Linked DNA regions of Homo sapiens: region 2 is linked to region 1. The links are chromatin loops, found by intact Hi-C in ENCODE. Cell type or tissue: CD14-positive monocyte. All regions are shown on one strand. Links, peaks and the distances in the headings refer to the core of each region. The heading gives the core; the rest is flanking DNA.

Region 1 (16,285 bases), core at 3,472-11,471:
CTTTGCCCAGTAGCCACTCTGAATACCTTCATCTGGAATCAAGAGCTGCTGCAGCTGCATATATATAGCCCCTGTCAGACCTGACACCAAGAGGTGTTGCCTTGGCTGAGTCTCCCCATTGTGGGGAAGACAAGAATAGGAGGATCCTAAAAGCCTTCAACACTGAGAACATTAACAACCTACACTACCACTGCCACAAACTTCTGCAGCCTAGGCCCCTGAGGCACCCATTTACTACTGACATTGAACACAGGTAAAGCAGCTGCTTTACCATACCACTGCATCTGTCAGGAAACAGTCACCACACCCTTCGAAACCAGCATACTGAAACCCAACTGCTAATAAAAGACTTTATCTTTGAAAGCCACTGTCTGTAAAGTTTGGAAGAGGTAATTATCCTATCAACACAAAGACACAAAAACATGAAAAAGCAAGGAAATATGACACCACCAAAGGAAAGTAAGAACTCTCTAATGGTGGCCCAATGAAAAGAAGATCAACAAATTGCTGGAAAAGGAATTCAAACTAATGATCTTAAGGAAACTCAACAAGATACAAGAAAATACAGATAGTTCAATGAATCAGGAAAACAATTCACAATACAAAAAATTCAACAAAAAAATTAAAACATGATGAAAAACAACCAAACAAATCCTACAGTTGAAGAATTCAATGAATTACATTTAAAAAATACAATAAAGAGCTTCAATAACAGACTTGGTAAAGCAGAAGAAAGAATCTCTGAACTTGAAGATATACCATTTGATATTACTTAATTGTAGAAAAAACAAGTGAAACCCTACAAGACTTATGGGACATCATTAAAGGAACAAACGTTCATACTATGTAAGTTACAGAAAGAGGAGAAAAGGTAAGAGGCATATACAAACTATTTAATGAAATAATAGCTGAAAACTTCCCAAGTCTGGAGAGAGATACAGACATCCAGATCCAGAAAGCTCAATGATTCCCAAATAGATTTAACCCAAAAAGGTTCTCTCCAAAGCACATTATTATCTGTTGTCAAAAGTCAAAGACAGAGAAAGAATTCTAAAAATAGCAAGAGAAAGGCATCAAGTCACATTTAAGAAAATCCCCATTCAGCTAACAGCAGATTTCTTCACAGAAACCTTACAGTGCAGAAGAGGATGGGATGATATACTCAAACAGCCAAGAATGCTATGCCCAGCAAAACTATCCTTCAGGAATGAGGGAGAAATACAGTTTTTCCCAGACAAGCAAAAACTGAGGGAATTCATCACTGCTAGACCAGCCTTATGAGAAATGCTCCAGGGAGTCCTACATCTGGAAGTGAAAAGAGAGCAGTCAGTATCTTGAAAACATGGAAAAGTATAAAACTCTCTGATAGAGCAGATACACAAAGGAGAAAGAGAAAAGAATTAAACCTTATCAAACCATCAAACCACAATGATAAATAATAAGAGAGGAAGAAAGGGGCAAAGGATATTATTAGAAAACTTTAACAAAATGACAAATGTAAGGGCTCAAATATCAATAATAATCTTAAATGTAAATGGATTAAATTCCATACTTAAAGAGACTGGCGGAATATTTTTTTTTTTCTTTTTTTTTTTTTTTGAGACGGAGTCTCGCTCTGTTGCCCAGGCTGGAGTGCAGTGGCGCGATCTCGGCTCACTGCAAGCTCCGCCTCCCGGGTTCACGCCATTCTCCTGCCTCAGCCTCCTGAGTAGCTGGGACTACAGGCGCCCGCTACCACGCCCGGCTAATTTTTTGTATTTTTAGTAGAGACGGGGTTTCACCGTGTTAGCCAGGATGGTCTCGATCTCCTGACCTCGTGATCCACCCGCCTCGGCCTCCCAAAGTGCGGAATATTTTTTAAATGACTCAATTATATGCTTTCTATAAGAAACCCACTTCACCTATAAAGACACATATAAACTGAAATTGAAGGGATGGAAAAAGTTATTCCAAGCAAATGGAAACCAAAAGCTGTCAGGAATTGCTATACTTATGTCAGATTAAACAGACATTAAGTCAAAAACTGTAAAAACAGACAAAGAAGGTTATTATATAATGATAAAGGGACCAATTCAGCAAGAGGATATAACAATTCTAAACATACATGTACCCAACACCAGAGCACCCAGATATATAAAGTAAATATTACTATACGTAAAGGGAAAGATAGACTCCAATATGATAGTAGTTGGGGACTTCAGCACCCCACTCTCAGCTTCGGACAGATCAGCAAACTCCAAGTACAGTGAACTCAAAGAGACCACACCAAGAAACAGTCAAACTTTTGAAAGCCAAAGACAGAGAAGTGACTTGTCATACACAAGGGATCTTTGATAACATGATCAGCAGATTTCTCACCTGATACTTTGGAGACCAGTGTATTCAAAGTGCTAAAAAAAACAAAACCAAAAAACTCAAAACCCTGTATATGGCAAAATTGCCCTTCAAAAGCATAAGGAAATTAAGATGTTCTTAGATAGACAAAAGCTAAGGGAGTTCATTACCGCTAGAACTGCCCTGCGAGAAATGCTTAAGGAAGTCCTGAAAGGTGAAATGAAAGGGCACTAGACAGAGGGGACAGTGCAGATTCAGGCAGGTGCAATGGCTTCTGGGGAAGACCCAGCCAGTGGGGCTATTGCCAGCATCCAGTCAGCTGCCACCTTCCCTGACCCCAGTGTCAAGTGATGCGCAGGGTGATCCAGGTGTGTGAGGGGCAGCTGGATGTCCAGACTGAGGGCACTGGTGCCATCAGTGGCTATCCTACCACTCAATTCATGACCCAGGTGGTGATCCAGGGTGATATCACCAGTTATGATGCAGTTAACACAGAGGGGAAAGCTGCTGAGATACACTATACTTTCCCACCCCTGCAGTGGGAGATGGGGCAGGGGGTACCACATCAGGGAGTACAGCTGCTGTTGTTACTACCCAGGGCTCAGAGGCACTGCTTGGGCAGGTGACTCTTCCTGGCACTGGTCAATTATTTGTGATGATGTCACCACAAGGAGTACTGCAGGGAGGAAGCCAGCACTTGATTGCCCCTAGGACTCAACCTTATTTATTTGGACGTAACACCATTGTAAGTCAAGAAGCATCTCTATCTATCTATGAACATACAATGTGAAATCAAATTGAGGCCATAAAACAGTTGAACCTCATCATAAGAGTGACTCATCGGTGTCACTTCTAAGACCAAGAAAAATTCTATTTTTATGCAGAGACCATTTGTTTTTTAATTAAAAGACAACTCTATTTCAAAGAGGAAAAAAAATCAACTCTTTTTTCAGCTCTCTCAGATGCAGAAATGTAATTATCAGCATCCCTGTGCTGGGAGCAATCATTAGTTTTTTTAGATTTTTAAAATATACTTCATTATGTTTCACTGTATTCATTCTTTAATCAGGGATGTGAGGGATAGAATAACATTTAGAATATCTGTACAGTTTGTATATAATGTTCTTATTTCTTGTTGCTTTTATAGGTGGAAAAAATCTAAAATCTCCTCAAAAAGTAGAGGTCGACATCATAGATGACAACTTTATCCTGAGGTGGAACAGGAGCGATGAGTCTGTCGGGAATGTGACTTTTTCATTCGATTATCAAAAGTATGTGACTCTACTTACTGATTTGTCAGAATGACCTGAATAATTTTTACAAGTTTAACAACACCATAATTTTTAGATTTGGAAAGTGTTTGGTTTTTCTATTTTTTAGAAATGTTACGCCTATTTTACATAATATTTTTAACTTTGTTTCTGTAGAGACTTAGTCAAATACATCTTTGGGTGTTGAAGCAAAAAATTGGGGATGAGGGTGGTAGACAGCGTCTCTAACCCATAGCCATTCCTTCTTTCTTCTGGGTGTTCCAGCTTCTTTTTTTTTTTTTTTTAATTATTATACTTTAAGTTTTAGGGTACATGTGCACAATGTGCAGGTTAGTTACGTATGTATACATGTGCCATGCTGGTGCGCTGCACCCACTAACTCGTCATCTAGCATTAGGTATATCTCCCAATGCTATCCCTCCCCCCTCCCCCCATCCCACAACAGGCCCCAGAGTGTGATGTTCCCCTTCCTGTGTCCATGTGTTCTCATTGTTCAGTTCCCACCTATGAGTGAGAATATGCGGTGTTTGGTTTTTTGTTCTTGCGATAGTTTACTGAGAATGATGATTTCCAATTTCATCCATGTCCCTACAAAGGACATGAACTCATCATTTTTTATGGCTGCATAGTATTCCATGGTGTATATGTGCCACATTTTCTTAATCCAGTCTATCATTGTTGGACATTTGGGTTGGTTCCAAGTCTTTGCTATTGTGAATAATGCCGCAATAAACATACGTGTGCATGTGTCTTTATAGCAGCATGATTTATAGTCCTTTGGGTATATACCCAGTAATGGGATGGCTGGGTCAAATGGTATTTCTAGTTCTAGATCCCTGAGGAATCGCCACACTGACTTCCACAATGGTTGAACTAGTTTACAGTCCCACCAACAGTGTAAAAGTGTTCCTATTTCTCCACATCCTCTCCAGCTCCAGCTTCTTTCAATATAAGTTGGGGTCTGAGCTAGGGTATATCTTGAAGATATGGCATTGTACTCCAAAAGGTCCATCGAAGACCTTGGAATAGGCCACCAGGTTTCCTGTGATCAGGCTTTCCTATTATCTCCATGATATACTATATTTTAATTTTAGGTACACTTTTTTTTTTTTTTTTTTTTTGAGGTGGAGTCTTGCTGTGTTAACCAGGCTGGAGTGCAGTGGCACAATCTTGGCTCACTGCAACCTCCACTTCCCGGTTTCAAGCGATTCTCCTGCCTTAGCCTCTCGAGTAGCTGGGATTGCAAGCACATGCCACCATGTTTGACTAATTTTTTTATTTTTAGTAGAGATGGGGTTTCGCCATGTTGGCCAGGCTGATCTCAAACTTCTTACCTCAGGTGGTCTGCTCACCTCAGCCTCCCAAAGTGCTAGGATTACAGGCGTGAGCCACTGCCCTGGCCTAGATACACTTTGTAAATATATTGTTAACTGGGCATGGTGGCATGTGTCTGTAATCCCACCTACTTGGGAAGCTGAGGCAGAAGAATCGCTTGAACCCAGGAGACAGAGGTTGCTGTGAGCCAAGTTTGCACCACTGTACTCCAGCCTGGGAGACAGCAAGACTCCATCTCAAAAATAAATAAATAAATAAAATAAAATAAAAATCGATATATTGGACCTTGCATTTCTAAAGACTCAGTTTTTCTGGAGTGTTGATGTCTCTTCCTTAGTACTTTCTACTTAATTATTCAAGAGGAGAGGCAGGCAGAAGGAGGAATATAGAAGGGAACACAGATCAGGAAGTACAGTACTTTGCCTTCCGATTATGTGTTGGGGCCCCACCTGCCAACCATGTTCCCCTGTCCAAGAAAAAGCAGGCAATGAAGAAATAAGGCATTAGGCCCTCCGGAACCAGGAGCCCACCACTTCAGCCACAGCTGTGACACTATTCTCGAGTTGTAACTAAAACTGGCATATGAATCTCACAGCTTCAGTAATTGTGTATGCATATATAAACAAATACACACTGTATATATGCATATATACACTATATATATACATACTGTATATATACATTACACTATATATAATACATACTGTATACATACATATACACACATTGTGTATACATACATATACACACATTGTGTATACATACATATACACACTATATATACATATACACACTGTATATGTATATGTATATACACACACAAATTCATATATGACTTTTCTCAGAATTGATCATTTAAAATTTTTTATCTCTAGAGATTTTCATTAAATTGAACTTTGAGTTTGGTTACCAGTTTTGTTTTTTCCCTTAGTTTGGAATTTCCTTATGAACAACTATTTTAGGTAGAGAAGGAATTATTTCAGATACCCTTATTTAATGTTACTTGTATAAAGAAACTATTTGCAAAATATGCATCCAACAAGAGCTTAATATCCAAGGAACTCAAACAATCAACAACAAAACCCAAATCCATCAAAAGGTAGGCAAAAGATAGGAATAGATATTTTTCAAAAGAAAACATACAGTGGCCAACAAGTATGTGAAAAAATGGTCAACATCACTCTAATCATCAGAGAAATGCAAACGAAACCTGCCATGAGATATTGTCTCCCCGCAGTCAGAATGGCTGTTATTAAAAAGTTAAAAAAGGCTGGGCATGGTGGCTCACACCTGTAATCCCAGCACTTTGGGAGGCCAAGGCAGGTGGATCACCTGAAGTCAGGAGTTCGAGACCAGCCTGACCAACATGGTGAAACCCCATCTCTACTAAAAATACAAAAACTTCAGCCGGATGTGGTGGTGCGTGCTGTAATCCCACCTACTTGGGAGGCTGAGGCAGGAGAATCGCTTGAACCCAGGAGGCACAGGTTGCAGTGAGCTGAAATCGTGCCCCTGCACTCCAGCCTGGGTGACAGCAAGACTTCATCTCAAAAAAAAAAAAAAACCCAACAAATATTGAATATATTTCATGCCAAACACTCTTCTGACTGCTTAGACTGCCTCAGTGAACAGGAGAGGCAAAGATGGCATGAAGTTATATTATGAAACGGATTTCATGAAGTAAATATTACATTAGTTACATATTCATATTTCATATTCTGTTCTGAGCTAATTATTGCATATGATAATAGTTTTTTTGTTGTTGGTTTTTTTTTTTTGAGACGGAGTCTTGCTCTGTTGCCCAGGCTGGAGTGCAATGGCGCAATCTCGGCTCACCGCAACCTCCGCCTCCCGGGTTCAAGCAATTCTCCTGTCTCAGCCTCCCGAGTGCCTGGGATTACAGGCATGCACCCCCACGCCCGGCTAATTTTGTATTTTTAGTAGAGACAGGATTTCTCCATGTTGATCGGGCTGATCTCGAACTCCTGATCTCAAGTGATCCACCCCCCTCGGCCTCCCAAAGTGCTGGGATTACAGGTGTGAGCCACCGAGCCCGGCCAATAATGATTTTTTTAAGAAAATATAAAAGTAGCTTCTGCTGCAATATCTTGATTAGATGTAAAACAGTTTTAATGGAGCATGCTTCAGCATCTCCTGAAGTAGGAAAGACAGATGTAAACAGTGAGGTTGGGTTGAAATTATATTAAGTTTTAAATTTTTGATAAGGTTTTCTGTTTATAATGAGAGTTTCTGGATTTTTAGAAATAGATTCTGATGTGGAACCTTTTCAAGAATGTTTAAGGTATTTTTAATGCCAGCTCTAATCTCAGGCCTCAGATATGTAAAAGTGGAAGTGAAAACTGGCCAAGAATGAAGTATTTCATATGCTAGTGTATATTTTTGGTAATTTCTTAAAAATGTTTCCATTTTGAAAAACAAGGTAGACTTGTATTTGGTTCAGCAACAAAATTATTTTGGTATTATCTCTGGTTTCTAATATCTAAATCGTCTTTAAAATGGCATCTGTGATATTATTAAAAATAAATAAATCAGCTAATGAATTAGGCTTGACAAAAATGCCTTCCCAGAAGATAGTTTCTCTGCTACTTATGGTCAATGGGCTTAACATAGGTAAAAGTTCTCAAATCTGCTAAATTGGCCGGGCATGGTGGCTCACGCCTGTAATCCCAGCACTTTGGGAGGCTGAGGTGGGCAGATCACCTGAGGTGAGGAGTTTAAGATCAGTCTAGCCAACATGGCAAAACCCCATCTCTACTAAAAAAAAAAATACAAAAATTAGCCAGACGTGGTGGCACACGCCTGTAATCACAGCTAGTTGAGAGGCTGAGGCAGGAGAATTGCTTGAACCTAGGAAGTGGAGGTTGCAGTGGGCCGAGATTGCACCACTGCACTCCAGCCTGGGCAACAGAGTAAGACTCTGTCTCAAAAAAAAAAAAAAAAAAAAAAAGAAATCTGCTAAGTTCGTTTCTATCCCTCACTTTCCCTGCAAGCTCTTCTTCCCCTTTCTGGGCAACATGTCCTTTTCTGCTTTAGGCACTCCATGCCCACTTTATTTTTCATGTTTGCCCCTTTTTTGAAAGGAAGAATCTAATATCACTTCAGCTTTCTGATTGGCCAGTTCCACTTCCAAAAATTTATTTGTTTATGTAAACATTTTCAGTTTTGTGGTTTCTGATGATGTAATAGAAGAAATTACGGAGACAGGCAAGCAGAAGGGATGGTTTGCTTTTGGAGAGGGCAGAGGAAACCTTGAAACCATACTGATTCTGAGGTCTTTCTTAGGGAAGGTAAGTCTATTCATAGGAGGAGGTCAGAAGGGAATCATCAAATCCAATTCCCCAGTTTCTATTTAATTTTATTTTATTAGAGACAGGGTCTTGCTCGGTTGCTGAGGCTGGAGTGCAGTGATATGATCATAGCCTACTGCAGCCTGCAGCCTTGAACCCCTATGCTCAAATGACCCTCTCACCTCAGCCTACCCAGTAGCTAGGACTGTGGGCATGTGCCACCATGCCCTGCTTTGCCTTTTTTTTTTTTTATTTCTCATAGAGACAGGGTTTGCTATGTTGACCAGGCTCCAAACTTTCAATAAGGAAGATAAGATCCAGAAACACAAAATAGTTTACCAAAAGTCACACAGCTATTTTTAACAGAGCCAACATACTAAATCCACTTTTACCTTATGGGTCATTTATTTCTCTGCTTCCTGAAGCAACCACCCACAAAATTATATAAAGAACTGTATTTTAAAATTCAGTTTCATAAGTAATAACTTGGCTTATATGCATTGAAAAAGAGTGGAAGGGTGTATGCTAAAATGTTAATAGGACATTAGCTCAAGTAGAAGAAATAACTCTTAAACCAAAAATAGAAATAACTCTTAAACAAGAGTTATTAAGAGTTAAGAAATAACTCTTATACCAGTAAATAGAAAGTATTTGACACTTACATTTATACATTTGCTCACTCATTCATTTGTTTTTTTTACTTTAAAGAACTGGGATGGATAATTGGATAAAATTGTCTGGGTGTCAGAATATTACTAGTACCAAATGCAACTTTTCTTCACTCAAGCTGAATGTTTATGAAGAAATTAAATTGCGTATAAGAGCAGAAAAAGAAAACACTTCTTCATGGTATGAGGTTGACTCATTTACACCATTTCGCAAAGGTAAGAAAAAGTTGCTAGCTGAATTATATTCTTTAGTAAATATTACCAGAGCAGTTCACTTTCCAAGCCATTCATTTGCATGATGCAAAATCTAACATCTTTTAAAAAGAACAAAAATTCCCTTAAACCTATATCTTCTTCCTGCTATGGCTCCATTTGTCCTACTTTCCCTGTAGTAGTGGTTCTCAAAGAGTGATCCTCAAGGCCCTTTCAGGGGGCTGTAAAGACAAAGCTATATTTATGACAAATCTAAGACTTAGTTGCCTTTTTAATTTTTGTTCTTTCTTGTATTCACAGTGGAGTTTTCCAGAGGAGGCTGTTTGATGTGTGATGTGGTGATATGGTCACTGATTTAACATAGAATTCAATGTGAAATTCATCTGCCTTCTTTATTAATCCAAACATTCAAAAGATTTGGAAAAAAAATGTAAAACAGCACCACTCTGAAGTTTCTATGTTCCTTTTGGCAAATGTTTGTTACCATAAAATAGGTTTATCATTGTTATTTCTTTCTTTTTTTTTTTGAGACAGAGTTTTGTTCTTGTTGCCCAGGCTGGAGTGCAATGGCACAATCACGGCTCACTACAGCCTCTGCCTCCTGGGTTCAAGTGACTCTCCCGCCTCAGCCTCCCGAGTACCTGGGATTACCAGCATGCATCACCATGCCTGGCCAATTTTGTATTTTTAGTAGAGACAGGGTTTCTCCATGTTGGTCAGGCTGACCTCAAACTCCCAACCTCAGGTGATCTGCCCACCTCAACCTCCCAAAGTGCTGGGATTACAGGCGTGAGCCACCATGCCCAGTCCATTGTTATTTCTTAATGGATTAATTAGTTAAAATGGATTGAAAACTTTACCAGTTTTAATGTTTAATATGCTAATATAAAAATATACAGCCCACATAAATAATGGCTGTTTGGGATTCTCGATAATTCCTTTAAGAATGTAAAGGAGCTGAGTGTAGTGGCCCACACCTGTAATTCCAACACTTTGGGAGGCTGAGGTGGGAGGATCACTTGAGGCCAGAAGTTCAAGACCAACCTAGGCAACATAGTGAGACCCCATCTCTACAAAAAATATATAAAAATTAGCCAGGCATGGTGGTGCACACCTGTAGTCCCAGCTATTCAGGAAGCTGAAGAGGGAGGATCACTTGAGCCTGGGAGATCAAGGTTGCAGTGAGCTGTGTTTGTGCCACTGCACTCCAGCCTGAGCAACAGAGCTAGACCATATCTCAAAAAAAAGTGGGGATCCTGAGACCAAAAGGTTTGAGAACCACTGCCCTGTACCAAGAATGATCTGTACTCCCTTTCTATACTAATCTTCCAATTCCCTGTCAGCCCTCTCCATTCAAATTCTGTTCCTCCTCACTTAAAACCACTCTTTTTGGCCAGGCGCGGTGGCTCACGCCTGTAATCCCAGCACTTTGGGAGGCCAAGGCGGGCAGATCACGAGGTCAGGAGATCGAGACCATCCTGGCTAACACGGTGAAACCCTGTCTCTACTAAAAATACAAAAAAAAAAAAAAAAAAACTAGCCGGGCATGGTGGCGGGAGCCTGTAGTCCCAGCTACTCGGGAGGCTGAGGCAGGAGAATGACATGAACCCGGGAGGCGGAGCTTGCAGTGAGCCGAGATCGTGCCACTGCACTCCAGCCTGGGCGACAGAGCGAGACTCCGTCTCAAAAAAAAAAAATAAATAAACCACTCTTCTCAAGGTCACAGCAGCCTCCACAATGCCAAGCAAATTCCCAGTCCTCTTCTGGCTTCATCCCTCTGTAGCATAGATGTGGTCATCACTCAGTTTTTCCTTTACTGGATCTCTGGGACACTGCTCTTTCCTGGTTCTCCTCCTGCTCATTGATCGCTTCATCTTCCCAACTTTTCAGTGTTAGACTGCTGCTGGGCTCAGTCATTGAACCTCTTCTCTTTCTGTATCACTCCACTGGTGATCTTACAGCTTTCTATCCTATCTGTATGCTCTTAACTCCCAGAAGTGGCAGGCACATATTAAGTGCTCAGAATTATTTGTTGAATGAAGGTTTTGGCATTGTATTAATAAAGTTCCATAGTAATTGTTTTGATTTTTTTGCAGCTCAGATTGGTCCTCCAGAAGTACATTTAGAAGCTGAAGATAAGGCAATAGTGATACACATCTCTCCTGGAACAAAAGATAGTGTTATGTGGGCTTTGGATGGTTTAAGCTTTACATATAGCTTAGTTATCTGGAAAAACTCTTCAGGTGTAGAAGTAAGCATTATTTTTACCTCTGTTTAATCGATGTGAGAGAAAAATTAGGCGAATTAATCCTAAAATTTGACTTTATACTTTTTTAAAGAACCAACTTATATTTGTGTTATAGGAAAGGATTGAAAATATTTATTCCAGACATAAAATTTATAAACTCTCACCAGAGACTACTTATTGTCTAAAAGTTAAAGCAGCACTACTTACGTCATGGAAAATTGGTGTCTATAGTCCAGTACATTGTATAAAGACCACAGGTAAGGAAGATGTTTTGTTTTAGATTCAATAAATATATAAACAGATTGTCAATTTTGGCATCTTCCCCATATTGCTGAAGTTTACATGATAGGTCAATATATGTTAAAAACATTGTAACATTTACATAAGCAAAATAAATGTTACTTGGGATTTTTGTCTCAAATAGTAATGAAAATTAATTCTACTTAAAAGTTCAGGCTGGGCGTAGTGGCCCACGCCTGTAATCCCAGCACTTTGAGAGGCTGAGGTAGCTGGATCACTTGAAGCCAGAAGTTCGAGAACAGCCTCGCCAACATGGGAAAACCCCGTGTCTACTAAAAATAATTAGCTGGGCGTGGTGGCTCACGCCTGTAGTGGTAGCTACTTGGGAGGCTGAGGCACAAGAATCCCTTGAACCTGGGAGGTGGAAGTTGCAGTGAGCCAAGATCGCGCCACTGCACTCCAGTCGGGAGCAAGGGGGACAAAGAGTAAGGCTCCGTCTTAGAAAAAAAAAAAAGTTCAAATATTTTGTAATGACAAAACTTTTCATTTGTTCAGAATCCACATGAAGCAGGAGGTAGCTGAACTATGAGTTCTGCAAGTGGGAAGAAAAGGTGGGGAAGTAGTTGCTAGTAGACAAGTTATTGTTCAAGAAAGCATACCTTTGTAAGTGGAATGTTAAAATATGAAAGTATCCTGATACATTTAGTAACATCTTTCCAATAATTAAGGTCAAGGGCAGGAGCTGGGATTTGTTTATTTTAATTGTAAATTTCATATGCTTTTTTTTTTAATCAAACATTACGGAAGGGTTTAAAGTGAAGTCTTCTTCTCCCTTCTTATCCCCAATTCCATTCACTAGAGATAAGCATTGCTTAGCAGTTTGTGTATATCCTTTCACAACTTTTTTCAGGATTTATGTAAGCATATACACAGACCCACAGTTTCTTGGGTTTTGTTTTTTAAAATTACAAAATAAAATCTTACTAGAAGTATTTTACAGCTTGCTTACTTAACCCAGTGTGTTGGGGATATTCTATATCACTCAATACAGATCTATTACGTTCTTCATTTGATCTTAGCCATCTATTGCATTCTTTCTTTTTTACTTATTTATTTATTTATTTATTTATTTATTTATTTATTTTTGAGACAGAGTCTCACTCTCTTGCCCAGAATGGAGTGCAGTGGCTCAATCTCGGCTCACCGCAACCTCTGCCTCCCAGCTTCAAGCGATTCTCCTGCCTCAGCCTCCCGAGTAGCTGGGATTACAGGCGTGTGCCATCATGCCTGGCTAATTTTTGTATTTTTAGTAGAAATGGGGTTTCACCATGTTGGCCAGGCGCGTCTCGAACTCCTGACCTCAGGTGATCCATCCACCTCAGCCTCCCAAAGTTCTGGGATTACAGGTGTGAGCCACTGCGCCCGGCCTGTAGTCTTTCAAATGGCTGCATAGTATTACATAGTGTGAATACAAACCATATTTAACTATTACCTTATAATGATAAAATGCGAGCCTTTATCTTCTTGCCAGTTATCTCACTTGAGTAAAAATGTGTGCTTTTTTTTATCTGTTCTTTGGCTTCTAGTTGAAAATGAACTACCTCCACCAGAAAATATAGAAGTCAGTGTCCAAAATCAGAACTATGTTCTTAAATGGGATTATACATATGCAAACATGACCTTTCAAGTTCAGTGGCTCCAGTAAGTTCCATTCCATAAATTTCCTTTTGCCCAGTTTGTTTTGATTATGCTTCTTTTCGCTCTGCATCAGTCACCAGGTCCTTGCACACAGAATGACCGACTGGGAGGTGGGTACGATATATTGGAAACGTGAGAAATCTCATTTCTAACCCCAGTTCTGCCAGTAACTAACTGGATGACATTGAGCTAATCGCTTAACCTCCATGGGCCTCAATTTCTTCACTTGTAAAATAGATGGATTCTAATATCTGGGGTTCTTACTGGCTTAAGAAAAAAAAGAAAGTGTAACTAGTTGCATGTGTTATTTCCCCAATCTGGAAGACTCGACAGTTGACCCTGATCTTTTTCTAAGAACTCACTTCTTCCATGAGTCCTTAAAATGATCTCAGTCCACTCACTTGTTCAATTCAAAAAATTAGCCTTCCTATTTTCTTTATTACTTTAGTGGTTTTGACAAAATTTTGTAGTAGATACTTCGGTGGGAAAGAAAGTTGGAAAGAACTATGTTCTATGTGGTTGAGCAGAGGCTAGCTAAACATGGATGAAGTCCAGGCGCTGCATAAATGAAAGAGAACTGGCCTGGTGCAGTGGCGCATGCCTATCGTCCCAGCTACTCAGTGGGCTGAGGCAGGAGGATTACTTGAGGCCAGGAATTGAGGCTGCAGTGTTGTATGATCACACCTGCTAGTAGCCGCTGCACTGCAGCCTGGGCAACATAGTGAGACCCCCATCTCTAAGCATTAAAATTTTTAAAAAGCTGATAAAAGAGAACTGCATGTAGTTTATATTGATTGGAAAATTGTAGGAGATGAATAGAGAAAAGAGAAGAGGAAAATTAAGTAGAAGGAAAAATGGGTTATGGGGAGAAAAGAGATGGAAAGAAAGATATACATTGGTGGCAGAGGAGTAGAGAGAGCAAAGGCAAGTATAGCTAAGACAGGAAAGGAAAAGTCAGAAGAAACTGGAAAGAAACAGAAAAAATGAGGGAGAAGGGAAGTGTAAGTACCGCTATGATCAATTTCTATCTTTTAGTGTTAATTTTGAACCAAGGGTGACTGGTAGAATGCAAATGCATTTATGTGCATATGTGCCCCACAATGCATATATAACCTCACAAACCAATCAGGAAACTGTTCAGTAGTCTTTTGTGTATACCTCACTTTCAGAAGTGAATAAATAATAGGGTCACCAAATAGATAATGAGAGGTATTTCTGATAGCTGATCTCTAAGCTTCTTTTGGGTACTTACCATATTGTACAAAGCACTGAAGAAATGGAAAGAGTCAGCAGAATCAAACGTGGTTCAAAAATTGAAAGCAGTTAGCCAACATTGCAAAGTGTTGTGTGGTTTAGGACTAAAGAGTGGTATACAAATTATAAGGGTTGCAGAAATTGAAAATGTAAAGGTGAATAGGGGCTAAAGAGACCAAAGAAGCCATAAGGAAAGAGATAAGGTATGAACAAGGCCTTGATTGTTAATTCAGATTTTTTTTAAGTAGACAACTATTAGATGTTAGTTTTCTGTGTCTGTAACTAATTACCACAGACTTAGCAACTTAAACAGCTGTTTATTGTCTCAAAGTTTCTGTGAGTCAGGAGTCCAAGCGTGGCTTAGCTGGCTCTTCTGCTAAGCAGTCAAGGAGTCAGTCATTCATACAAGACTTGGGGGCCGCTCCCAAGCTCACATGTTGTTGGCAGAATTTATTTCTAGAGCTCATGGTGGCTCACTTCTTAGAGGCCATCAGGAAGGGAGAGTCTGACCTCTAGATCCTTTTTTTTTTTTTTTTGAGACGGAGTCTCACTCTGTCACCCAGACTGGAGTGCAGTGACATGATCTCAGCTCACTGCAACCTCCGCGTCCTGGGTTCAAGTGATTCTTCTGCCTCAGCCTCCCAAGTAGCTGGGACTACAGGTGTGCACCACCACACCCAGCTAATTTTTGTAGTTTTAGTAGAAACGGGGTTTCACCGTATTGGCCAGGCTGGTCTCGAACTCCTGACTTCAGGTGATCCACCCGCCTCAGCCTCCCAAAGTTCTGGGATTATAGGCGTGAGGCACCGCGCTCAGCCATTTTTTTTGTATTTTTAGTAGAGACGGAGTTTCTCCATGTTTGCCAGGCTGTTCGCAAACTCCTGGCCCCAAGTGATCTGCCCACCTCAGCCTCCCAAAGTGCTGGGATTAGAGGCATGAGCCACCATGCCTGGCCTAGATCCTCTTTTAAGGGGTTCATCTGATTAGGTCAGGCCCACCCAGAATAGTCTCTCATTTGATTCAACTGATTTGGGACCTTAATTACATCTGTGAAATACCTTCTCTTCTGCCACTTAATGTAACCTAATTATGAGAGGAGGGCCTCCATCGTATTTACAGGTCCTGCCCATGCTCAAGAGGAGGGGATTATACAGGATGTGTACACCAGGGGGCAGGAATCTTGGGGGCCATCTCAGAATTTTGCCTTCTCCAGTGGGGAGGATGTCCTTCTAGAGTAGCAGAACATTTGGACACCAGGTGGCAATGGGAAGAAAGCTGAATAAGTAGAATGGGACAAGATTAGGGTCAACCTCAGGCTGTCCTGTAGGCTTTTGGGGATTTTGTGTTGGGGTGATAGTTAACCTGAGCTCTGGATTTGAGGAAGGTGCATGCGGCGACATGGTATGTGGGAGAGTGGACTAAGGAGACACTAAAGAGAGATAAGGAAACCAGTCAGGAGGCTATTAGAGTTCTGGGCTTGAACTGAGATGCTTTTAGCTGTTGGTTTCTGGGCAAGTTACTTAACCTCTTTAGTCTCGTACTTATACTTGCTCTTATAACCCCGCAGTGTGTCTCTATTTTAGCACTTAATCAGTGTCCATTGGTATGCTGGCGCATGTTTAGCAGCTGGCTTTCCAGAAAGAAAAAGTCCTATTTTGTAGTGTTTGCTGATTTTTATGATATAAATATTCCCACCATGGCCACTTTCAAGCCACC
Region 2 (8,000 bases), core at 1-8,000, 88 kb after region 1:
AGTGATTCTCCCTCCCGGGTTCAAGTGAGCCTCCCAAGTAGCTGGGACTACAGGTGCACGCCACTATGCCCGTCTAATTTTTTGTATTTTTAGTAGAGACGGGATTTCACCATGTTGTCCAGGCTGGCCTCTAACTCCTGACCTCGTGATCCGCCCATCTCAGCCTCCCAAAGTGCTAGGATTACAGGCGTGAGAGCCACCGTGCCCGGCCAATAAAAAGTTTTTTAGAGAGGATCATGCCTGTAATCTTAGCCCATTGGGAGGCTGAGGTGGGAGGATCGCTTGAGCTCAGGAGTTCAAGATGAGCCTGGGGAATATAGCAAGACCCCATCTCTATTTTTTTTTTTTTTTAATCAGTGGTTTGTGCTAGGTACTGTGAGGGACAGAAACAGAGAAGACAGGGCAATCCTGCCAGCTCCTCGTCTGCTGTGGACAAGCCATTTGTCCTTGGGTGCCAAACCACCCTCCATTTGAGCTATAAAGTGTCAAATAAGTGGGAATTAGGAGTATGCAAACAAGTAATGATGGCTGGGCGCAGTGGCTCACCCCTGCAATCCCAGCACTTTGGGAAGCTGAGGCAGGCAGATCATCTGTGGTCAGGAGTTCAAGACCAGTCTGGCCAACATGGTGAAACCCCATCTCTACTAAAAATACAAAAGTTAGCCGGGTATGATGGCACACGACTGTAATCCCAGCTACTTGGAAGGCTGAGGCAGGAGAATCTCTTGAACCTGGGAGGTGGAGGTTGCAGTGGGCCAAGATGACACCATTGCACATCAGCCTGGGTGACAGAGCGAGGCTCTGTCATTTAAAAAAAAAAAGGAATGATACTTACCGCCACTGCCCAGGGATCAAGAGAAGGTAACAGAAGCAGGATGTATCGTGACAGTGGGTCCGGTGCCAGCCAGCTGCCGCTTCCGGCCGGAGTCAAGCACCCATGTTTCTGTTAGTTACTGGCTGGGCTGCTGTTCTCTGCCCTCGTGCTTGAAAAGCTTGACACAGTGGTGGTCTCATGTCACATCTGCCACTTTCACCTCTGCTGGTGGCGTTAGAATCAGTAATGGATATGGAGGTGGTTTACCAAGCAGAGGAGTGAGATGGTGGTTGGAGGGGGCAGGCTTTAGCATCACCCTCACCTGGGTTCATATCCCAACTCTGCCATTTATTGGCTGTGTTACTGTGGGCAAGTAGTGTCACCTCCTGGCTTCCGTTTCCTCGTCTGAGAAATGGGGATAACCTTATTTGTTTTTTTGTTTTGTTTTGTTTTTTGAGACAGTCTCGCTCTGTCGCCCAGGCTGGAGTGCAGTGGAGCGATCTCAGTTCACTGCAGCCTCCGCCTCCAGGTTTAAGTGATTCTCGTGCCTCAGCCTCCCCAGTAGCTAGGATTACTGGCATGGGCCACCACACCCCAGTTAATTTTGGTTTTGTTTTTGTGAGATGGAGTTTCACTCTTGTCACCCGGGCTGGAGTGCAGTGGCCCGATCTCGGCTCACTGCAACCTCTGCCTCTCAGGTTCAAGCGATTCTCCTGCCTCAGCCTCCTGAGTAGCTGGGATTACTGGCATGCACCACCATGCCCCACCATGCCCAGCTAATTTTTGTATTTTTAGTAGAAACGGCATTTCTCCATGTTGGCCAGACTGGTCTTGAACTCCTGACCTCAAGTGATCTGCCCACCTCAGCCTCCCAAAGTGCTGGGATTACAGGTATGAGCCACCATGCCCATCCCGTGATACCCTTATTTGGCAGTGACACTGATCGTGAGAGGCTTCGTGGAAAGGCCATTTACCTGGAGACTCCACACATTGTCGTCCAGTGTTCCCTAGAGCCAGCCTTCCTCCAGTGCTGTGAGAGGAGGCAGATTGTTCTCGCCTCTAGATGAGGTTTACTGGGTTCATGTCAGATTCCGGGCCAGGACTCTCTTCAGAAGGGCAGGTCTGAGCCCTGTGTTTTCAGCCGTGCAGTGGCCAGCTGTGGCTGGTGTCCACACTCCCATGTGCTAATGGAGATGCCCAAAGAATGTGTCCAAAGCCAGTCCCTGCAGGTGCTTCTGCAACGCACTTCTGCACACTCTGCTCACTTAGCTGGGACAAGGGAAGCTGGAGAACGTGTGTGCTGGTGTCCCTGGGCAGGCTGAGTGGAAGAGCATTTTGTCACTAGCAGTCAATCCACAAACATCACTATGGCTGGTGGTGGGCCAGGCCTGACCTCACTTCTGCCACTGGGAGTTGTCTGGACTTAGCACCTCCACCAGAACAAATGAGGGGGCACAACTACAAACTCAGCAGTTCTTTTGCACAGAGAGAAGCTTGGCCAGATCATACACCTAACCCTCACCAACCTGGAGTGCCCAGGGGAGAGAATCCAGCCCTGCTGTTGTGAACACACAGTGACAGGATTGTCTCCTTGTGTAAAATGTGCAGACATTGGTCTCTTAGAACTTCGAGGACCCAAACTGTACTTTGATCTGAGTTTCTCTGGTGAATTATACAATGTGCATGCTTACTTAATAAATGCTTGATAACCCCTCATTGATAGCACATCATGAGTCACAGTCCTAGCCTGACCTGTGAATTATATGAAAAGCCTGAACAAATAGACTTACATGGCAACACTTCTCAGTTATTGTGTTTAAATATAGTATGGGCATGGTGCTCACGCCTGTAATCCCAGCACTTTGGGAGGCCAAGGCAGGCGGATCACCTGAGGTCAGGAGTTTGAAACCAGCCTGGCCAACATAGTGAAACCCTGTCTCTACTAAAAATACAAAAATTAGCCGGGTATGGTGGCGTGTGCCTGTAATCCCAGCTACATGAGAGGCTGAGGCAGGAGAATCGCTTGAACCTGGAAGGCGGAGGTTGCAGTGAGTTGAGATTGCACCACTGCACTCCAGCCTGGGTGATATGTGCGAGATTCCATCTCAAAAATGAATAAATAAATAAATAGGCCAGGCGCGGTGGCTCACACCTGTAATCTCAGCACTTTGGGAGGCTGAGGTGGGCGGATCACGAGGTCAGGAGTTCGAGAACAGCCTGGCCAACATGATGATACCCTGTTTCTTCTAAAAATATAAAAATTAGCCAGGCATGGTGGCACACGCCTGTTGTAATCCCAGCTACTTGAGAGGCTGATGCAAGAGAATTGCTTGAGCCCGGGAGGTGGAGGTTGCAGTGAGCCGAGATCGCACAACTGCACTCTAGCCTGGGCGACAGAGCAAAACTGTCTCGAAAAAATAATAATAAATAAAGAGATAGATAAAAACGTGTGTGTATATATCTACACCCACTATATATATATATATACATATATATATAGCATTATATAATACATTGTATTATATCTATAATACATATGTGTATGTGTGTGGTTTTCTCTTTGTAATTCTTTTTCAGTGACTGTCGGGCCTCCAGAAAACATTGAGGTGACCCCAGGAGAAGGCTCCCTCATCATCAGGTTCTCCTCTCCCTTTGACATCGCTGATACCTCCACGGCCTTTTTTTGTTATTATGTCCATTACTGGGAAAAAGGAGGAATCCAACAGGCAAGAGCATCTTTCTTTTTTGTTTGGATTTTCTTTTCTTTGCAGTTTCTGGCTTAGCAAAAGAAAGAAACCTTTAACATGGGCAAGAACAGGGTGTCTCCATGTCCCCGTGTCCCCATAGAGGCTGAGCCCTGAGCCTGTTTTCATTGTCCTCTTCAAGACCTGTTTTTCCACTCGGTTTGCTGAGACCTCCCTCCGCCAGGCTGATCTGAAGGGCCAGCCATCCTTTGATGTCACTCTGTGTCCCTTGTGTGGGGTTGAGACTTTGCCGGTGCCCTGCTTACGATGCCTTTGCCACGCTCTGTAGTTTGGAGGAGGTTTTAGTGGGCCTGGTTCTCCATGAGGAATCCACAACTACAGCCTGCAAGGCTTAACTGTATAAATGTTTGAACAGTTTGTGAAAAGGGCACATGCGAAATCGGGGGGAAACAGAGGGAGAAAGAGCTTTCCAGAGAGCAGTACCAGCAGGTATGAGAAGGCGTGGCATACGTGGAGAACTGCAGGTGCTTAGATTGGTCAGAAATGCAATCCACAAGGGGCTGTGGCAGGTGCTCACGTTGACAGAGGTGCATGACATCAGAGCGGCCTGGTCAGCCTCGGGGAGTATAGGAAAAAGCATCATGGTCTTGAAGCATCTCCAGTGCCTAAATTATCCTAGCTGCATTTAAGGAGGTTCTGTTATCTATGGGAACTTCATGATTTCCTAAATTCAACATTATGATGGTTTTTGATAATAAGAGCTTACATTTATTGAGAGCTTCCTTTGTGTTTGGCTCTGGGCCAGAATTTTAGATACTTCATCTCATTTCATCTTTTTTTTTTTTTTTTTTTTGAGCTGGAGTTTCGCTCTTGATGCCCAGCTAGTTTTTGTATTTTTAGTAGAGACAGGGTTTTTACCACGTTGGTCAGGCTGGTCTCAGACTCCTGACCTCAGGTGATCTGCCCACCTTGGCCACCCAAAGTGCTGGGATTACAGGCATGAGCCACCGTGCCCGGCCCATTTCATCTTTATACTAATCCGTTTGCAGAGAGAGAATCCAAGTCGTTAAGTGGCTTGCCTCAGGTCAGCAGCGAATCACTGGCAGAGCAGAGCAGAGCAGAGATGCCTAGCTTCAGAGCCCTGCTCTTGACCACCATCTTTTTCTGCCACACGCTTTGTATCTGCACTTCTCCTTCATTTTTTTTTTTTTTTTAATTATTGTTCTTTTTTTGAGACAGTCTCACTGTCGCCCAGGCTAGAGTACTGTGGTACCATCTTGGCTCACTGCAACCTCTACCTCCCCGGCTCAAGCAGTCCACCCACTTCAGCCACCCGAGTAGCTGGAACTACAGGCCTGTGCCAACCACACCTGGCTAATATTTTTAAATTTTTTTTTATAGAGATGGGGTTTTGCCATGTTGCCCAGGCTGGTCTCGAACTCCTGGTCTCAAGCGATCTGCCCACCTCAGTCTCCAAAAGTGCTGAGGTTACAGGCATGAGCCCGTTCCCAGCCTCCTCTTCATTTCATTATGGGGAATATGAAACTGGGAAGAGTGAGACTCACTGAAAAACAGACTTAGCATCTAGGAAATAGGGAAAAATCATTTCTCCATATCAGAGCTCAAGATCTGGGTCGATTAGAATAGAGGGAGCCTGGCAGAATCCAGAAGAGAGACTCTGCCTCTTCCAAGTCTGTCCTCTCCAACTGGATACGGTGCCGGAAATGCAAGAGATAGGATGGGCCCTCTGGCCACGCTTTTCTCCACCCTTTGGTTGCTTTCTTCACTCGAGGGCACCGTGTTGCCATGCTCCCTCCCCAAGGGCCCGCCCATACTTTTGTTTTTTTAGGATGGAGTCCATCCACTTCTCTGCACTGAGTCAGCCCCCAGAGGGCGAGTTGCCACTTGTATCCTAGAGCTGGGCAGGGCTGCCCAGCACTGGAGAACTCAGCTCCAGGACCCTGGGGCCAGCCTTGTTGAGCAGCAAGCTCTAATGAAGAGCACACAGAACAGGCTTCCACTGCCTGGGACCCGCTTAGCACCATGTCACTTAGCCTCTCTGGGCTGCAGCTTCCTCGTGTATAAAATGAAACAACTGAGCTATAAGCTGGAGCCTGTGAAGAGGAGCAGCCGTGAGGGCCCCCAAGTCCCTTTCCTCCATTTGACCAGAGCATCTGTACTTGGCTTCCATGATCAAAAGGTTCAAGGATGAAAATGACTCTGAAAGCCACCAATGTGATCTTTGTTCCAGCTGTGAGTCTGTGTGTTAGGGTCCCCAAGACCCACCCTAGATCGCTCAAAGGACTCCCAGGACTCAGCACAGAGTCACACTCTGATTTCGTTTTGAGACAGAATTTCACTCTGTCTCCCAGGGTAGAGTGCAGTGCCACAATCTCGGCTCACGGGTTCAAGAGATTTTCCTGTCTCAGCCTCCACATCTGTGCCTGGCCCATACTCTGATTTTTTATAGCAAAAGGATGCAAAGCAAAATCGGCAAAGGGAAGAGGCACATGGAGGAAAGTCCGCAGGTGTCCAGGGGTAGGCTTCCAGGAGCCCTTCCTGAGCTGAGTCACGCAGGATACACTTCATTGCTCCACCAGCAAGCTGTGACTGCACATGTGAACTGTTGTCTGCCAGGGAGGCTTATGAGAGACCCAGCGCCCAGGGCTTTTTCTGGGGGCTGGCCACATACGCACCCTCTGTGTAGCGTATGCCAAAATTCCGACTCCCAGAAGGAAAACAGATGTTCCTCATAAAGAAAACACATTGTGCAAACAGTGTAGGGACGGTAAGCCACCTTACCAGTTTGGGAATGGGAGGGATAAACTTGAAATCCAAATTCCCAGGCTGGGCGCGGTGGCTTACGCCTGTAATCCCAGCACTTTGGGAGGCCGAGGCAGGCAGATCACTTGAGGTCAGGGGTTCGAGACAGGCCTGGCTAGCATGGTGAAAACCCATCTCTACTAAAAATACAAAAATTAGCCAGGCGTGGTGGTGGGCACCTGTGATCCCAGTTACTCAGGAGGCTGAGGCAGGAGAATTGCTTGAACCTGGGAGGCAGAGGTTGCAGTGAGTCGAGATCACACTACTGCACTCCAGCCTGGGCAACGGAGCAAGACTCCGTCTCAAAAAACAAACAAACAAAAAACGCACACAAATTCCCAGATGTCAGCTAAGGGTTGACCTGGAAATCAGGCCCTTCAAAGGGCATTAGTGTTAGGCCTGTTACGTTAGCTCTTCTGCAGTCTGTGACTCTAAATTTTAGGAATTCCAATTGAATGCTGAAATAAACCCAAAGGGAATTTTTGTCCTTAAAATCGTGTCTTCCTCTGCCCTGGCAGTCCAACACCATTAAACAGAAGAAAAGAAAATGTAAAACCATCAAGTAATACTATTATTCATAGATCATACAATTACTTTTATATTTTTATTTTTTAATTTTAATTTTTCAGAGACAATTTCACTCTGTCACCCAGGCTGGAGTGCAGTGGTGCAGTCATAGCTCACTGTAGCCTCCAATTCACAGGCTCAAGCCATCCTCCCACTTTGGCCTTCCGAGTAGCTGGGACTTATAGGCATGCACCACCATGACCAGCTTATTTTTTTATTATTATTTTCTGTAGAGACGGAGGGAGGGGGTCTCACTATGTTACCCAAGCTCAAACTCCTGGACTCAAGTGATCCTCCCACCTCAGCCTCCCAAAGTGCTGGAATTACAGGCATGAGCCACCATGCCTGGCCTATTTTTGTATTTTAAAAAATAACAACATGTTCTGTATTTGAATAATCTGCCTTTTTTCAGTTAACAATTTAGCAGCCTTGTCTTCCCATGTTTTCAAGCATATGTTATACCACCATTTCATGTGGCTGTAGTGGATTATATTGTATCTCAAAATTAGAAAACAGTTCTTTGCAAGAAACCCTATACTGCCATAATAGGGTATCGCTGTTTTCCACTTTGGTATGGGACAATGACAGCCTTGCCAGGACAACAGGAGCCATTGCCTGGAAGACCAGGTGGGGAGGCAGCAAGGCCTGCTCAAGGCAGCAGAGGGATGCGCAGAGGAGACACAGAACCTTCCTAGAGTCTAGGGTCCAGTTGTCTCCTGATGACATAAATCCTTAAGGTCATTTTAGCTGAAACTATAGGAGGCTCAAGCACATTTCGGTCAAACTAGAAGCAGGTTGGGAATGAAAGGAACATTATTTCCCAGAATAATTTTTTCTCTGTTGACTAACTTGAGGTATCTAGATTAACCGTGAGATACAAAATGTTGGCCAGGCGCGGTGGCTCACGCCTATAATCCCAGCACTTTGGGAGGCCGAGGCAGGTGGATCACCTGAGATCAGGAGCTCGAGACCAGCCTGGGCAACATGGTGAAACCCTGTTTCTACTAAAAATACAAAAATGAGCCAGACATGATGGTGGGTGTCTATAATCCCAACTACTCAGGAGTTGGAGGCAGGAGAATTGCTTGAAC

Evidence for each region. Peaks named below come from ENCODE experiments on the same cell type or tissue, not always from the same donor. Only the 100,000 strongest peaks of a DNase experiment are listed, where the experiment ranks them.
Region 2: it touches region 1 in a loop (2.1-fold over the local background); 2 of 110 quality-filtered maps call a loop at or near these places.

What each region holds. Positions count from the first base shown.
Region 1 is chr21:33,332,043-33,348,327 of GRCh38, forward strand. It overlaps IFNAR1 (interferon alpha and beta receptor subunit 1), which reads left to right. Exons shown (of 11, transcript NM_000629.3): 2 at 3,482-3,605; 3 at 8,957-9,132; 4 at 11,226-11,380; 5 at 11,493-11,634; 6 at 13,204-13,318. It also overlaps the pseudogene USF1P1. Among named protein-coding and RNA genes, the nearest start is that of IFNAR1, 15 kb to the left of the region's middle. In CD14-positive monocyte, for the core only: no CTCF peak of the experiment used is centred there; a DNase peak (open chromatin) is centred at 8,069; H3K4me3 peaks cover 504 bases; H3K27ac peaks cover 1,425 bases.
Region 2 is chr21:33,423,493-33,431,492 of GRCh38, forward strand. IFNGR2 (interferon gamma receptor 2) reads left to right here. Exons shown (of 7, transcript NM_005534.4): 4 at 3,392-3,540. Among named protein-coding and RNA genes, the nearest start is that of IFNGR2, 24 kb to the left of the region's middle. In CD14-positive monocyte, for the core only: no CTCF peak of the experiment used is centred there; no DNase peak of the experiment used is centred there; H3K27ac peaks cover 3,857 bases.